Regions from separate parts of the Homo sapiens genome. Here region 1 is linked to region 2. Evidence: chromatin loops called from intact Hi-C (ENCODE). Cell type or tissue: heart left ventricle. All regions are shown on one strand. Links, peaks and the distances in the headings refer to the core of each region. The heading gives the core; the rest is flanking DNA.

Evidence for each region. Peaks named below come from ENCODE experiments on the same cell type or tissue, not always from the same donor. Only the 100,000 strongest peaks of a DNase experiment are listed, where the experiment ranks them.
Region 1: it touches region 2 in a loop (2.9-fold over the local background); 33 of 110 quality-filtered maps call a loop at or near these places.

Annotation. Positions count from the first base shown.
Region 1 is chr1:203,364,762-203,373,091 of GRCh38, forward strand. LOC102723529 (a long non-coding RNA gene) reads left to right here and starts at 8,222. Exons shown (of 7, transcript XR_922438.3): 1 at 8,222-8,330. In heart left ventricle, for the core only: a CTCF peak has its summit at 4,544; a DNase peak (open chromatin) is centred at 4,400; H3K27ac peaks cover 1,888 bases.
Region 2 is chr1:203,436,793-203,445,122 of GRCh38, forward strand. No RefSeq gene overlaps it. Among named protein-coding and RNA genes, the nearest start is that of BMNCR, 33 kb to the left of the region's middle. RefSeq lists an enhancer at 4,147-4,356. In heart left ventricle, for the core only: a CTCF peak has its summit at 4,258; a DNase peak (open chromatin) is centred at 4,209; H3K27ac peaks cover 4,972 bases.

The sequences.
Region 1 (8,330 bases), core at 190-8,189, 72 kb before region 2:
ACAGGCTATTCTCAGGGACTTGATAATTATTGCTTTGTTTCCTTAACCATCCATGATCCCAGCCCTGGGGTCTACCTTCTGATCTCCTCCCTCCCTTCTTGTTCAAAGTCTATGGTTTTACTGCTTAAAAAAAAAAAAAATGTGTCAGCCACTCCCAGCTTTTACAATTCTGAAAGTGTCAAGACCAGTGAAGAGTTGTGTGTTGTGTTTTGTTTTGACGTCTCTAAAGAAAGCGATGGGGAAGAGCCCTAGAGAGGCTTAGCTTCAGGGAAATCCTGAGCCTTAAAGGAAGGAGAGCAGGGGGTTCCCCCAGTACATATACAGGCTTCCATCTTTTTACTGCTGCCTCCAATGATTCTTAGTGACACAGAGGTTGAAATGGGATGCGTCGTCCAATCACTGGCCTGGCATGGGGCAGTGGTTACCTTGGTTAGGAGGAAATGGAGAGTGATTGCCAGGGGGGCAACTGGGAGGCAGGCAGTATTCTATTCCTTGACCTAGATGGTGTTTATGTGGGTTGTGCTGCTTTGCTTGAGCTATACATTTGTGTTTGTGCATTGCTATATGTGTGTTATTACACTTCACAATAAAAAATTTAAAGAAAAAGAACTTTGGCTTAAGAGTTAGAATATTTGGGTTCAGTCTTTGCTCTTCCACTTATTTGTCATGGTATCACAGGATAATCACCTTAATCTCCCTGATCTTCAGTTTTCACATCTATAAAATGAGATCAAAAAGCCTTTAAACTCTGATCATGTGCGGTGGCTTATGCCTGTAACCCTAGCGCTTTGGGAGGCTGAAGTAGGAGGCTCGCTTGAGCTCAGGAGTTCAACGTTGCAGGGAGGTATGATGGTGCCACTACACTCCAGCCTGGGCGACAGAGCAAGACTTTGTCTCTAAAAAACAAACAAAAGAATGGTTCACATGTGAAATATGGTGTTATTTTATGTAGAGCCAGATAAAGTTGGGGATCAGCAGGAGGGTAAAGGCTGCCGATGGGAATGGGGCCAGCCACAGAAAGGTCAGCAGTGGTGCTTCAGGTCTGGGGGAGAATGTTAGTGTTCGTTTCCTAGAGCTGCTGGAACAAATTACTACAAACTGGGTAGTTTAAAGCAAAAATCTATTTTCTCACTGTTCTAGAGGCTAGAAGTCTGAAATCAAGATACGGGCGGGGCCCCTTTCTCTAAACCTTCAGAGAGGAATCCTTTCTTGCTTCTTCCTAGCGTCCGGTGGCTCCCAAGAATCCTTGGAGCTCCTGGGCCTGTGGCTGCATCACTCCAACCTCTGCCTCTGTCTTCGCATAGCCTTCTTTGTGTATCTTTGTACCCAAACCTGCCTTTTTTTTCTTTATAGACACCACACTCCAATCCAGTATGACTTCATCTTAACTTGATTGCATCTGCAAAGACCCTATTTCCAATTATGGTCACATTCACAGGGGACTAGGACTTCAGCCTATCTTTCTGGGGCACACAATTCAACTTACTAGCATGATATTCTATGTAGGGCGACAGAAAATCCAGACTCAGACCCCACTTCTACCATTTTGTGGCCTTGCATACTGGCTTCTCAACTTAAAGGAGAAAGTAAGTAGGTAATTAAGCTTTGTTAAGTGACTGAAATGTGATGGAAGGGTATTGTGAAGTTGGTGGTATCTTTCTATTTTACAGATAAGGAGATTGATCCGGGAAGGGGCACAAAGGCTACCCAAGCATACGGCTGGTAAGAATGGTTTCCTGGAACATGAGTGGTGATGGGTTTCAGTCCATCTGGATTTCAAGTTTGATATAGTAAAAGCCTTATGATTTGATAGAATACCAGAGGGTTGATTCCTGGTCCGCAAGTGAATCAGAAGATGGGAGATTAAATAAATAAACTGTAGTTGAAACCAGAAACCAAGACTTGTACTGGCCTTGGGGAAATGATTTAGACTGCTAGAGCCCTGAGACAGGATGCACGACTATGTCATTACCTCTGGGCAGTGGTCAGTGCAGCACAAAGCCCTGCTCTGGACATGTGATGTGGACCTTGAAGGACAGGGCAGATTCAAATCTCTGCTCTATCTGCAACTGAAGTGGTCCACAGCTGCAACCCTACAGTGCCTTGACTCAGACTGGGCATGAATAGGTTCCCATCTTGAATTGTCTGTGGGTGGTCAGCCTGTCCACCTGTCCTCTACAGTCTGAGACCCCTAGAGACTCCGTCTGCTGGGCATGCAGCACAGCCCACCTCCCAGGCACTGTCTGAATGTAAGCACTGTGCTAGGGATGCAGAGAAGGAATGGGTTTTCCCACTCTGAGGAATTGGCCCTGTATCTGGGGTACATTCCCTCTTCTGAACCCTCTTGCCAGCCCCTTCTCAGGGGCCTAGCTCTCCAGCAGGTAAGGATTGATCTTCTTTTGCCCCGGCCCTCTCGTGGGGCCACAGCTGCAGCTGCCAACAGTTCTGGTCACAGCTCCAGGTGCAGGGGAAAGGAAAAAAGCGATTCTGTTTGCTCATTTAACAGCTTTGAATAGAGCCTTTCAGAAGGGCCTTTGCTTGGCTGGCTCTCTGGCGGCCAACAGAAACTGCTGCCAGGTATATCAACAGCCTTGGAGAAGTTGTCTATTCCAGCCTTTTCCTTTCAACAGGCCAGTCACCTAGAGAAGACTAAAGATGCCCCAGGGTTTGCTCCCTACCATTTGGGCTGCACTGGATAGGGTCAAGGGACCACAGCTGGAGTCAGACTTCTACAGGGTCCCTTGGATCAATGGCTCCCAAACTTGAATCTACCCAGGACCACCCAGGGCAACAGGTTCTCAGACTGGAATTGCATCAGAATCACCTGAGGAGTTGTTAGTGCATTTCTAATAAGTTCTCAGGTGTGGCTGCTGCTGGGGTTCACACTTTAAGGACTACTGATCCAGGGAGTTATAAACACAGAGTCTCAGGCCCTTATCCAGGAGATTCTTGGTTTGAACTGGATGGAGCCTAGGAATCTATATGTTACCAAGCTTGCAGGTGATTCTGAAACACAAGGTTTAAGAAACCAGTGCCTTTGATCTGCATTAAGTCAGTGTGTCCCAAACATACATTCAGGGGGTGGGCTTTGGGCCCATTTAGGGCAAGGGTAGTTATGTATATATAGACATCTCTGTACTTAGCAGCAAGCAGCAGGAAAGAAGTGTGAAATGAGAGTTTATTGCTGAGTGAAAACTGGGATTGCCCCTAAGGTAGATGGAGCTTATGTGCTTTGCTTTTTTAGTAGGTGAGAAATCAGATGTAGCTGGGGGTTCTGGTTACACTCTGGGACTTTGCTCAGCCTATCAGGGGATTATTTCCCCAACTTTGGACCATAAGTCAAATAAGAGTCCTGTACATTCTTCGCTCCTCAAAATTTCCCTCTTCCTAAAATGGATAGAGTAATGCAAGTCTTTGAGATTAGAAGGAAAAATGAATTTAAGTCATAATTAGCATCTTTGAGCTTCTTGCCATATTTGGGGCATAGCCTGGTGAAATGGGGCAAGGCGCGGGGGTGGGGGCGGGGAAAATGAGGGCAGTCCTTGCTAGAGGTCCCAGCTGCAGGGCCTGGGAGGGGTCCAAATGGAAAAAGCAGAGATGGCAAATAGGATTCAGTTCCCATGCTGGGTGTAATGGTTTGGTAGTGGCTGTCTGGAGCTCTGTGTCAAGGGGGATTTTAAGTCTTGCTTTAGCGGAAAAAAAACAGGAAAGAGTGATGTGATCGATTAAGAATGGCTACCATGGATATCTAATTGGGATCTTCTGTCCCTGGGCAAGAGCAGGAGGGCCAGGAGAAGAAACAGCTTCCAGAAACGGGTTCAATGGATGGAGCCTTCACTATAAGGCTGGTGGAGAAGTCTAGGTCCTCATGGGATAAGGAACTGGGGCTCAAGAGCAAAACAGAAAAAAGCCAGTTATCAGGCCTGGGGCTTGAAGTCAGAGGGGCATGAACAGCTAGGGGATGTGACGCACAGTCCCAGAGCACTGGGCTTGAGCACCTTCAATCCCACCTGCACAGGACCAGGATGGGGATGCATGGACTGTGCTGTGGCCCCGGTCACCTGGAATGGTGACCCGGCAAGGCTGCCTGCTGTGGCAGCCTATTCTGACTCATTCTGGAAAGAACACAGATTGGGTTCCTTGGGGCTCCAGAGTCCTGTTGGCAATGCTGACCTCTCCACCCTAACCTCTTCTATCCAGCCTCTGCTGAGGGACTGGCCAGGCCTGGACAAGTCATTTGGGAAGTGTCTGCAATCAGAAGAAAAAGAAAATAGCAAGGACCTGGGAGATCCATTAACTTTTCCACCCTGTGTCCTGACACCTGATTTTCCACTAGGGAAATTCATAGGATGCCTCTGCCTCCTTGACCTCTGTGGCCCTGGCTGGGCCTCCTGACTTTGTTGCTTCATCTCATCCTTCAGAAGATGACCTTGCATCAACTCAGGCAAAGCTTAACACCCAGGATTTCCCACCCCACCCTCCAACATCCTGTCCCTTGTGCAATCCCAGTTTCTGCTACAAGCCTGTGCACATTCCTATCTGAGGACAGAAGAGGTCGTGATGGGCTCACAATTAAGTTTCTGGAGCACCAGAGTGGAGCCAATTAGTACGCAAGGCCTAAACAAATCTTGTGCAGCAGGCTGGGGTTGACGATCTGGTCTTAGGGTTTTTGGGCTCTCAGCAGAACTGGCTAAGGAGAGGAAGCGATAAGGAGGCAGCTCCTTCCACCCTCCCACTCCCCTCAAATAACAGGACTACGGAAAGCAGCCTTTGACTGGTGCCCAAGACATACAAATCAACCCCCTAGCAGCATTTCATCTTCCCAGGTTGGCTGTCAGAGAAGCCTCTTATTTCTTCCCCAGGGTCCCAGGGCCTTTGTCATTTTTCCTCTCCTGCTCACTGTGCAACCACCATTCTATCCCAGTACCAGCGAGAAGTGTTCTTTCCAGGTCCTTCTCCCTGGCTCCTCCACCTTCCAAACCACGAGTACACAGGGTCCATTTAATGATGTCTCTATGTAGAAATAGACAAGAGAATAGGGAGTGTCCTCAGAGAACTTATAAACCCTTTGTACCAGGAGGAAAAGAGGAAGCAGGGCAGTGACTGACCTACAGTGACATGGGAGGCCAGTGATGCCTCCAGGTCTCACTCTTCTTGGGGGTACATCTGTTCCTCCTAACAAGATTGTACATTCTTTGTGAGCAGGAACTATGTCCACACATCTTCAAAGATCCATAAGGTCTTGCAGCGTCTGGCACATAGTATGTGCTCAATAAATGTTTCGTTCCCTCATTCATTTTTTCCCACAAGATTTATTGAGTGCCTCTTATGTGCCAAGCATGGGGACTACAATGATAAACAGGGCTGTGGAGCCCTGATTTCAAGGAACAATGACTAGAGGAAGATGTGAACACCTATAATTGCAAAAGAAGATAAAAAGTCATGATAGACTCTGTTAGGGTGGAGAGTTATCTAAGGCTTCCCAGGGAGACTTGAAGGGTCAGTAGGACCTTGTCAGGTGTTAATGAAGAGAAATAATTATGGCAGACAAAGGGAACAGACTTTGCCATTCCTGGGAAGCATGGAGGCACCCGCGGGATGTTATTACTTAAGTGACCAGACTGAAATGCAAATGATAGAGGCCTTTCTTTCTCATAATCTCTTCTCTGAAACCCTTCATTATCCTCCTCTTAGTGTGGAGGGGATTGGTGGTAGGTGGGAAAGAAGGAGCTCAGCTATCTTATCCTCCTCTCAGTTCTTCTTTAGACCACCTCTCCCCTTTCAACTCTCACACCTAATAAGAGAGGCGAAAGGGTGACAGCATGGCATAATGGTTAAGAGCAGAGACTTTGGAGTAAGACTTTCTGAGATCAAATTAGGCTTTGCTACTTACTAGCTATGTGATCTTAGAACACCCTCTCTGTGCCTCTGTTTCCTATTCTATATAATGAAGACAGCAGCAGAACCTACTTCGTAAGGTTACCGTGAGAAGGAAATAAGCCGTGTACAGCACACAGGAATAGCACCTGCACATCAGAAATGGTTAGTAAGTGCTAGCAATCTTTACTAATCCCATTTCAATTGCTAATGTTACAGAATTACGATACCTTGGGTTCTCTCCGGAGCATCTCTTATTTCAGACTCTGTAGAACTGGCTCCTGAAGCCAGTAGTTCTCAAACTTTGGTGTGCATCTGGATTCCCTGTGGTGCCACTGAGGCAGCCAAGGAGACTCTGCCTCTGGAGATTCGCATTCAGTGGTTCTGCATAGGGGCCCAGGAGTCTGTAATTTTAACGGTCTCTCCAGGTCTTTCTCATTAACACCAAGGACTGCAGTGTTGGGCCATTTGTTTCCCTTTCAGATTTAGGGACTTGAAGATCTTGCCCTATCTCTCCTGTCCCTCAGGGCTGGATTAACTGAAGGACTTTGTTACCTTAGAGAAGCACACCTGGGAGAGGGATGTGAATGTATTTGCATCTTGTTAGCCATCAGGAAGGGACGTGGACAATCTGGTATAATGGAGAAGGGGTCAGTGCCAATGATGAAGATCCCCATAGGGGTGTGAGTAGGTGGGCAGGCACAAATGCCCACATGTGCTTGACACCGCAACTCAGCTTCCAGCGCTCTAGCTACAGTGGAACTGAGGGAGGGCAGGGTGTAGAGAAGGGAGCTCCAGGCCAAATTTCTTTGTCACTTTGGCAACACCTGCACCACCTTCTGGCCCAGGGCTTTGGCTGCCGTCTTTGCCCTCAGCCTCTGCCACAGGTCCACAGTCTTCCTTGTTCACCCCAGCAGGTTGCTTCCTGCATCATGCTGTCCACTGCACTGCTTCATGTCTCCTGGGCCACAGGGCTGTTTTTGTAGGCCTTTCATAATCTGCTCCTCCTCTCCAATTAGCCTTATACAAGTCAGTTCTGCTCTGCAAGTTGCTGAGGTTAACTAGAACACAGAGACTGGCCCAGAGGGGTTAAAGTGGTGAAATGAAAAGAAGGGTGTATCATCCTGGGAGCACTGAAAGGAAGTGATATAAAAGTGATGGGGACAGGTGCAGTGGCTGATGCCTGTAATCCCAGCACTTTGGGAGACCAAAGTGTGTGGATCACAAGGTCAGCAGTTCGAGACCAGCCTGGCCAACATGGTGAAACCTCGTCTCTACTAAAAATACAAAAAATTAGCCAGATGTTGTGGTGCATGCCTGTAATCCCAGCTACTTGGGAAGCTGAGGCAGGAGAATCGCTTGAACTCAGGAGGCAGAGGTTGCAGTGAGCTGAGATCCCAGCTACTGGGGAGGCTGAGGCAGGAGAATCACTTGAACCCAGGAGGTGGAGGTTGTAGTGAGCTGAGATTGCACCACTGCACTCCAGCCTGGGCAACAGAGCAAGACTCTGTCTCAAGTTTAAAAAAAAAAAAAATGATGAGCCGGCTGGGCTTTGGGAGGCCAAGGTAGGTGGATCACCTGAGGTCAGGAGTTCGAGACCAGCCTGGCCAACATGGTGAAACCCCATCTCTACTAAAAATACAAAAATTAGCCAGGTGTGGTGGCTGGTGCCTGTAATCCCAGCTACTCGGGAGGCTGAGGCAGAAGAATCGCTTGAACCTGGGAGGTGGAGGTTGTGGTGAGCCAAGATCACGCCATTGCACTCCAGCCTGGGTGACAAAATGAAGACTCTGTCTCAAAAAAAAAAAAAAAAAAAGTGATGGGCCTCTGGGATGATGGCCCCAACCATTGGGATCACACAGCCGCTGGGGAAATAAACCCCCAAAATGCTGTTTGAGCAAGATGGCCAAAAAATGGTACCCTTGCCGCCACACCCACTCTGCATCAGTCAATCCTGGCACTCAAGACCCAGAGAGGCTGCAAATGCTTCTCAATGGAGTGCCTGAGGGAGCCACCACCATGTTTGGGGATTGATGTGAAGGTAACACTTAGTGGGCATCCCCGTCTGGAAAAATAAGCGAAGCAGCTGAGCTTCACCACATATTAAAAAACCAGCCCTAACAGATATCTGGTGAAGATATCTTCACCACAGGCAAAATAGGAAAGTAAGAAAGAGGCAGGGGTGAGCAGAGACTGGCTCCTCTTCTTCCTGGGAACACAGCTACCCTACATTTCCCAGCCTCCCTTGTGGCCATTTGACTGGGCTCCAGCCAATGGAATGTGAGGAGAAGCCACGGGCCTCTTCCAGGCCTGGTGCGTAAGTCTACCCCACACAGTCCTTTGCGATTTTCCTCTCCCACTTTGGGAGCCAGTGGATGAAGAGGGTGGAACCATAGAATAGAAGGAACCCAGATACAGATCACTGTTCAGAGGAGAGCTGCCTGCCAGTCAGG
Region 2 (8,330 bases), core at 209-8,208:
ACAAGAAAAAATCAAACAACCCATTCAAAAAGTGGGCAAAGGATATGAACAGACACTTCTCAGAAGAAGACATTTATGCAGCCAACAGACACATGAAAAAATGCTCATCATCACTAGCCATCAGAGAAATGCAAATCAAAACCACAATGAGATACCATCTCACACCAGTTAGAATGGCGATCATTAAAAAGTCAGGAAACAACAGGTGCTGGAGAGGATGTGGAGAAATAGGAATACTTTTACACTATTGGTGGGACTGCAAACTAGTTCAACCATTGTGGAAGACAGTGAGGCGATTCCTCAGGGATCTAGAACTAGAAATACCATTTGACCCAGCGATGCCATTACTGGGTATATACCCAAAGGACTATAAATCATGCTGCTATAAAGACACATGCACACATATATTTATTGAGGCACTATTCACAATAGCAAAGACTTAGAACCAACCCAAATGTCCATCAATGATAGACTGGATTAAGAAAATGTGACACATATCCACCATGGAATACTATGCAGCCATAAAAAGGATTAGTTCATATCCTTTGAAGGGACATGGATGAAGCTGGAAACCATCATTCTGAGCAAGCTATTGCAAGGACAGAAAACCAAATACCTCGGGTTCTCATTCATAGGTGGGAATTGAACAATGAGAACACATGGACACAGGGTGGGGAACATCACACACCGGGGCCTGTCGTGGGGTGAGGGGAGCGGGGAGGGATAGCATTAGGAGATATACCTAATGTAAATGATGAGTTAATGGATGCAGCACACCAACATGGCACATATATACATATGTAACTAACCTGCATGTTGTGCACATGTACCCTAGAACTTGAAGTATAATTAAAAAAAAAAAAAAAAGAAGAAGAAGAAGAAGAAGAAAAGAAAGGTCAGGCCGCTTAGAGCAACAAGCCCCTCCTGATTTACAAGATTCGGTCCGCGCTGCGAGTTTTGGGATTCCACCGAAATCCTTTGGCCCATCCTGCAGTGGCTTGGCACCGGGTTTGTTTTCCAGGCAGATTGCCTCCACCTGCCCTGGAATTTTTCTGGCAATGAGGCCAGCACAGTCAAGGAGAGGGGTCTGGGAGAAGGAGAGCTAGTAGCACCCACCCTGTGGAATGGCAGGAGGCTCTACAGGTCCCTTTGGCATTTGTCAGAGGAGCTAGGAAGGCGGCCTCAACTTCCACCTGTCCCCTCATCCTACTTCTCCCGGGAGCAGGCAGCTGGGTCAGCCAGCCATCAGGATCCAATACAGACTCACCCTAGCTGTTTGGTTTCAGTCTGCCCAGGACGGCAGCTGGAGCTGCGGTGTGGTGGGCAGAGATAAGGTCTCCGCCAGAGGCGGGCATTGAGCAGGGCTGAGATGTCTGGGCGGGAATGGGATGTGGGAGGGGCCACCCTAATATGCGGGATATCATCAGTCCGCTGCCCATCTGAAAAGAAAAGACAGGGACAGGGGCACAGAGAGAGGGGTGGGGGTAGTTCTAAAAGCCCAGGGGAAGGAGAAAAGGAGGAGAAATCAGGATATTGAAGAAAAAATAAACAGATATGGTGGAAAAAGAAGGGAAGAAGGAAAAAAATATTTTTGCATCCTCCTGGAAAGCAAAACAGAGAAAATAACTTCATTCCTAAATTGCAGTAGGAAGTATTGGGCTAGATGGGAGGAAGAAGAGAGGCCCTACCTAACTTTTATCCACTAGCCTGAGTTATACAGTGAAATGCCTTCTTTAGAAGTTCCAGGATAGGATGAAATGCTTTAGAGGGAAGAGAGGGGTCAGCCCTAAATACATGCAGGGAAGTGGGCCAAAAGACCTCTGAGAGGCCCTTCTAAGTAGACCTTAAGATTTTCTAAGAGGGAAAAGACAGAGAAGGCAAAACAACTCTAAGAACCAGAGGAAGGGGCAGAACTGACATTTATTGAGAGCCACCATATCAAGCACAGGGCTGGGCACGCTGCAGACATTATCCCATCTGTAATTCACACTCCAGCCCTCCAAAGTAGGTGCTATTTCTCTGTTTCACAAGTGGGTAATTTGAGTAATATACAAGGCTCTCTTAGTTGAATGGCAATTAAGTAGCAGAATCAGGATTTGAACTCAGGTTTGACACAAATATCCATGGTCTTTCTACCAGGCTCCTTCTTGGGAATGGGCAGTTGGAGGATTCTTACTGGTGGTAGAGGAAGCTGAAATGGTATAATGGAGAGAAGACTGAACCTCAAAGACCAAGGTCAAACAACTGGATCCAACAAGTAAATGATGTCCTGTGACCTTGGACAAATAATTTCCATATCACAGTCTCAGTTTCCCATCTTATAAAGTGAGGGTGGGGGCTAGATGCTCTCTAAAGCCTTTTCCACCTCTGAGCATATGGAATTTAGCTGGAAACTGACTTCCCATTTACTACTGTAGCTTCTCATTTCCTACTGCTGGTATTATGTAATCTTCTGGGCATAAGCTCTAGGTGTGAGAACCGTTCCTGCAGCCTGTTCAAGATTGAAGTCAAGACTGGAAATTATAATGACATTGCCTTAAGTGAGTTTGATCAATGAATAAGTAGTTAACCAAATAAAGAAATAATTCTTTATTAAGCCTCCCATGTGCCCGGTGTGATGTTTAACTGATAATACAAAGGAGAATTGGACTTGATTCTTCAGCTCCAAGGAATTTACAGGCTAATCAGAAATCCACACCCACAAAGGATGTTTGCCAAGTGTGATCAGAAATCACTAACATCTTATGGAAAAGCTTTGAAAGCCATGGCTGCATCAGCCTGCCTCTCCCACTTAGAGACGGGAAAGTTTATGTGAGCCAGGGTCGAGGCTGTTTGGGACTGTGTGATCTCTGTTTTGACGGCTGTGCTTTGCCTCCCTTGATGCTGGCTGCCTCTCACACATTGCTGAAGCCGTAGTTAATTGTCTCTGACTGTAATCGATCATCTCGGAGTGGGGAATCTGGTGCACTGGAACATGACCAGTCTAGGACCATGACCATGGTTCAGTCTAGGACCTGTCTAGGGGGAGACAGACCAGGAATAACAATTCATGGGGATGGCATGAGCATGCGGCAAGCAGAGAGAGGCATGTTGCACTTAGGAACAGTGACCAACCTGACTTCAGAAGGTGAGGTCCTCGCAGGAGAGACCACTGGTGTCAGGAGAGATCAATGGTGTCAGGAGGAGCTGGAGAGACAGGGAGAGGTACAGGTGGAGGCCTTCCTGGCAGAGGGGAGGAGAGTTGTTCACAGGCCTGGAGGAGAGAGAGCAAGGGTCTTGTCCCATGGATTGCAAATAAATGCTTGAGTCAGCTGGAATAGAGGACCAGGGTGCTGTGGGAAGAGGCAGTAATGAAGGGTGGGCAGAGCCAGATGAGAAGGATCTTGCGAGTGAACCGGGGGGCCTGGCTTTATCCTGAGAGTAACAAAGGAGCTGTTCCCCATGCTCCTGTCTAGAACAGCCTACTGTGGACTGTCCCCTTCCTTACCTCTCCTTTTAGGGCTCTCTGCCGCACAGGATACATTCCTTTCTACTTGGCCTGGTCAAATTCCACCCATCCTCTCTGGGCCCTGTTCAGATTTTCTTTCCTCCAGAAAGCCTTCCTAAACTACCTCATTCCACTAATTCACTCAACAAATGTGTACTGAGCTCCTCCAGCAGGCCAGGCACTGTGCTAGGTGGGCCCACCCTCAGGCAGCTTGCAGGGTGCAGTGGTGCACAACCCTCACTGACATTGCCTCCTGTGATCTCTTCCACGTGCCCAGCCAAGGTGGCTGTCAAGGACACATCCATAAGCAGTCTCCTCTGTCCTCAATAGACAGCTCTTCTTCATCTCTGCATTCTGGGGCTGGCTGGCACAGTGCTGGGCACGTGGGGGTCCTCAGCCCATATTTTAGAGATGTCTGGATTTCCAGCAACATTAAACTGAGTGGAAATTTCTCCCAGCTGACACCCACTCCTTTCCCTATTCTCCCTCTGCAGAGAAGAGAGACGGAAGCTCCAGCAGAACCTTTAGCACCAGGATGCAGAAAGAGAATGAGAAAGAGGGATGGGAGGGGAGGAAATGCCTGGGCTGTGTGCCAGCCCCGCATGCCTTGAGCCAAGCTGGGAGTTCGTGGTCCTCTGTGCTCTGGAATGTGACAGGGGCTTGCCAGGGCATCGTGGAGTGGCTCCTCTGCAAGCCACTCACTCCTCACCCTGGACAGAGCTGTGCTGGCAGCTCCTCCTGGGCCTTCCTTGAAGTGCACGGGTGCCCCACGGTGGACAGAAAGCAGGCCGTGATCTCACTCCTCCTGAAGGCTTTTGTCCCATTAACTAAAGGGCTCAGAAGCCTTTGTCCCCATAGGGTGTTGTTCCTTCCCTTGCATGGAGGTGAGCCTTGGGCTCCATGGTGTAAGAATCCCATGTTAAAGCCCTTTCTCTGACATGTGACCTGGGCTCTCTGGGTTTTTGCCTGACAGCGTGGTACACTCGTCCTCAGGTCAGCCCTGGGTCCCTGTGTCATCCTCTGCCAAATCAGGCAGACACCCACCCCCTTCTCATGGGCGTATCTTGCCCAGTGCAACTTTAAGAACAGAATTCAACTCTTCTGAGATTAGTCTAAATGCCCAGATTGGGGCTGGGGCATCCTGTGAAATTCTTCCACCTTCAGGACCCACTCACTGTCTCCAGAGACGGTCCCTGCTCTAGGCAGAGGCATGGAGAGCAGAGGCAAAGGGAACGGAGGCCAAGGAGCCACAGAGGCTAAGGTGAAGGGCTGAGGCGCAAGGCTGCAGGAGGAGTGGGGTTCTCCCTGACTGAGGCAGAGCCCTGGAATGCTGTGGAATGCAGGAGCCTACATCTTTACATTTTATTTTTTGTTTTTTCCTGAATAACCAGCTATGTGTAGCTGCTGGAAAGACACGGGTGTTCACCCCCCAGAAGCCCTGGGATGGGCAGTTCTATCCCTCTTGGCTCATCTCTGAGCTGTCTGCTGGTCCCTCACCTTCTAGGGCATGAGCCTCCTGGAGGGACACTGCCGGTACCCTACCAAGGAGGCTAAGCTGGAGCGAGAGACAGAGATGCAGCAGGGGAAAACAGCTCCAGCGAGCAGTAACCAAACCGGGAAAGGCCAGGAGGACACAGGATTAGAGACAAGGAGGATGGAGGAAAAAGGCAGCTTGGAGGGATCAAAGGATAAGGGACAGTCCGAGGGCAGGGAAAGTGAGCAGGGGCTATATTTATCCACCAGAGAGAAGGAAGCCTGCAGGCCCTTCCTGAGATCCACGAGCTAGGGGCTGGATTAGGGGCTTCTCATTTCATTTCATTTTCAGTGACACATTCCGCTTAATCCTCATCGCAGCAAGGATCCATGCTGCTGTTACAAGAATCTCGGCCTCTGTAAGGAGTTCAAGTAATTTGCTTGAGTATCCAAGACTAAAGTGATGGAGTGGGGATTTGAATCCAGGTCTGTGTGATTCCAAATGGTCCCTAACCCTCTGTCAGCAGCTTACCTGAGAGAGAGGAGGCTGGATCCACTAGTGGAGACAAGAGAACTTGAGCTCCAGAATTCTAGAATTTTAAGACTGACATCGGGGTCCCCTATACCAGCTCTAGCTCCAGGAGAAATTAGATGCAGTGAGAATAATGTTATGTTTCAGTTAGGTAGCCAATTAATTTTGAGAGGAAGTTAGAAAACCAACCAACCTCTCTCCTCCTCCTTCTTTCCTATCCTCCCTGCCTTCCTCCTTCTATTCCTCTCTCCCACCTTCCTTCCCTGCCTCCCTTCTTCTCTCCCTCTAAATTATTTATGGAGCAATTACATGTCAGGCATGATGTAAAGTCTGAAGAACAAACATGAATAAGGGCCAGTCCGTGCTCTTGGGGAACTCACAATCCCTTGGAATATTTCAGGAACCCGAAGCAGCTCTTTACGCGCCCCTCTCTATCAGTTGTTTTTTCCTTCCTGTCTTTACTTCTGTACTTCTGCGTCCACTATCAGGCCCAGCAAACCTCTTCTCCCTCCAGCCCCAGATCCCTCTGTTTTGAGAAGGGGAAGGTCAAGCTCTTGACAAGCCCCTCCCGTCCCGGGGCTACACTAGAGTGGGCAGTGATGCCACAAACAAGGCTTCTAAAAGCCCCGAGCCTTTGAGCTCCTTGCACTCATCTGGACGCAGCTGGGCCCGGGACAGCCCAAATTCTGCAGGTCATAAGTCACGCTGACTTCCAATTCTGGAACAAATGAACAGTTCCTTGGCTTCCATCCTCTTCCCCTCATAGCCACTGACCGACTGTCTCATATGCCCAGAGCCACCCACCACACCCCATTCCTCTCTGCTACTCATTGCAGAGACACTTAGAGCCCCATCACCCACATGGTCCAGTCTCAAAGTGGTTGTCACCAAATAAACTCAGTCCAGCAACCAAAAAATATTTCAGAAAAACTCAAGTTATTGGTACACCTTCTCTGATGCAATGAAGAGGATGGGGTAGGCCAGAACAGTACTTCTCAAGGTCCTAATTTTTCTCTCCCATTTATTTCTGTACATATCAGATCTGATCTGGCACCTCTCCTTTCCAAAACTCCCACCTCCCAAACTCCTTTTCCAGCTCTAACCACACACGCTTTCTCCTTCTTTTCTCCCTTTTCCTCCTGATTCTGCAACACAAAAGCCCTGCATATACAACCTGGCTAGGCAAGACCCTCCCTGGAGAGAGGAAAGGAAACGATGACTGAGTATCCTCTTTCCTAGGCAGGAAAGAGGGAAATGGCCAGAAACCCTCAGATAGTCATGTTGTTTCCCCATCATAATTGCTGTCACTCCAGGGAGCTCTTCCAGATCACTCAAAGCCCCAACTGGGCAGAACAATTTTTGGACAAAGTGACCATATATCTTATATACTATTGTAGTCAGCCCTGATTCAAATATTTTGTCCCAATTCCAAGCTACAATGGTCTACTATTAGTCAATTGTCCCGATTCTGAGTTGGAAAGATATGGTCAGCATATCCCTGACCGACCCTTCTTGCTAGTGTATTCTGACTGGATTAAATACTTACCGTATGCTGTTGATTGTGTTAATGTCTGCTTGGTCACCTAGAGACTCTAGGTTCCTGGAGCCCCCAAACTGGGTCTATTCTCATTTTGTCCTAAGCCTCAGGAATAGGTCTATATTAGCTGAAGCTACATAACAATTACCTTGAATATTAATGACTTAAAACAACAATAATCATGGACTGTCTCACATTGTTTCTATGGATCAGGAATCAGAGTGGCTTGGCTGGGTGGTTCTGGCTTGGGCATTCAAACGAAGATGTAGTCAAAATGTCAGCCAAAACTGCAGTGTCTAAAAGTTTGACTGGGGCTGGAGGATCCACTTCCAAGGCTGCCTACTCACATGGCTGGCAAGTTGGCACTGGCTGTTGGGAGAAGGCTTTGGTTCCTCTTCAAGTGTATCTCTCCATGTGGCATGGGCCTCCTTGCAACATAGTGGCTGGGTTCCAAAGGTGAGCATCTGGAGACAGAGAGCCAGCCAGAAGCTGAGCCCTTTTTTATGACCTAAGAGAATGTAAACCCTGCCTCTTGGTGGGAAGACTATCAGTTACAAGAAGAGCAGATGGCTTGGGATAAATTTGTAGGTGTGACCATCTTTGGAAAATACAGAGTGCCTCAAGGTCTCTGACACTTTTGAGCCCATAACAAATGCTCTTTGGTCAACTTAGTATTTACTGACACCTGGCGATGAAACTGCCATATCACAGAGGGCCTGAGATAGGAAAATAATTCAGGGTTCCAATTCTTTGCTCTGTATTTATACCCTTTGCCATGAAATTTTATAATGCCTTCCTACCTGACACTGGCCAACAACTTGATTTGCCTTGACCAGTGGAACATCAACAGATGTGAGTTAGGCAGAGGCCTTAAAAAGTGCTTGCATTTTTCTCCCTGGGCTCCTGCACATCTACCTGGCCATGCAAAATAAGTCCGGGTTACCTGACTTACCTATTATCCCAGCTGATCCACAAACATGTGAGCAAGGCCAGGGGAGATGAAAAGAACCACCCAGCAACCTGTAGGTTTGTGTCCAAATAAACACTTATGGTTTCAAGCCCCTGAGTTTGGGGGTTGGTCAGTTGTGCTGTGCTTTGAGGTGATCACTACCTGATATAGCCCTTTCTTCATGCTAACAGGAGAAGCACCTCATGAACTGGGAGCCAGGGACCTGTGTTTTAGTTCTGGCTCAGTATCTGTGGTGGATAGAATAATGCACCCCCATCCCCACCCTGCCCCACAAAGATGCCTACATTCTAATCCCCCAACCCTGTAGACATGTTATCTAACACAGCAAAGG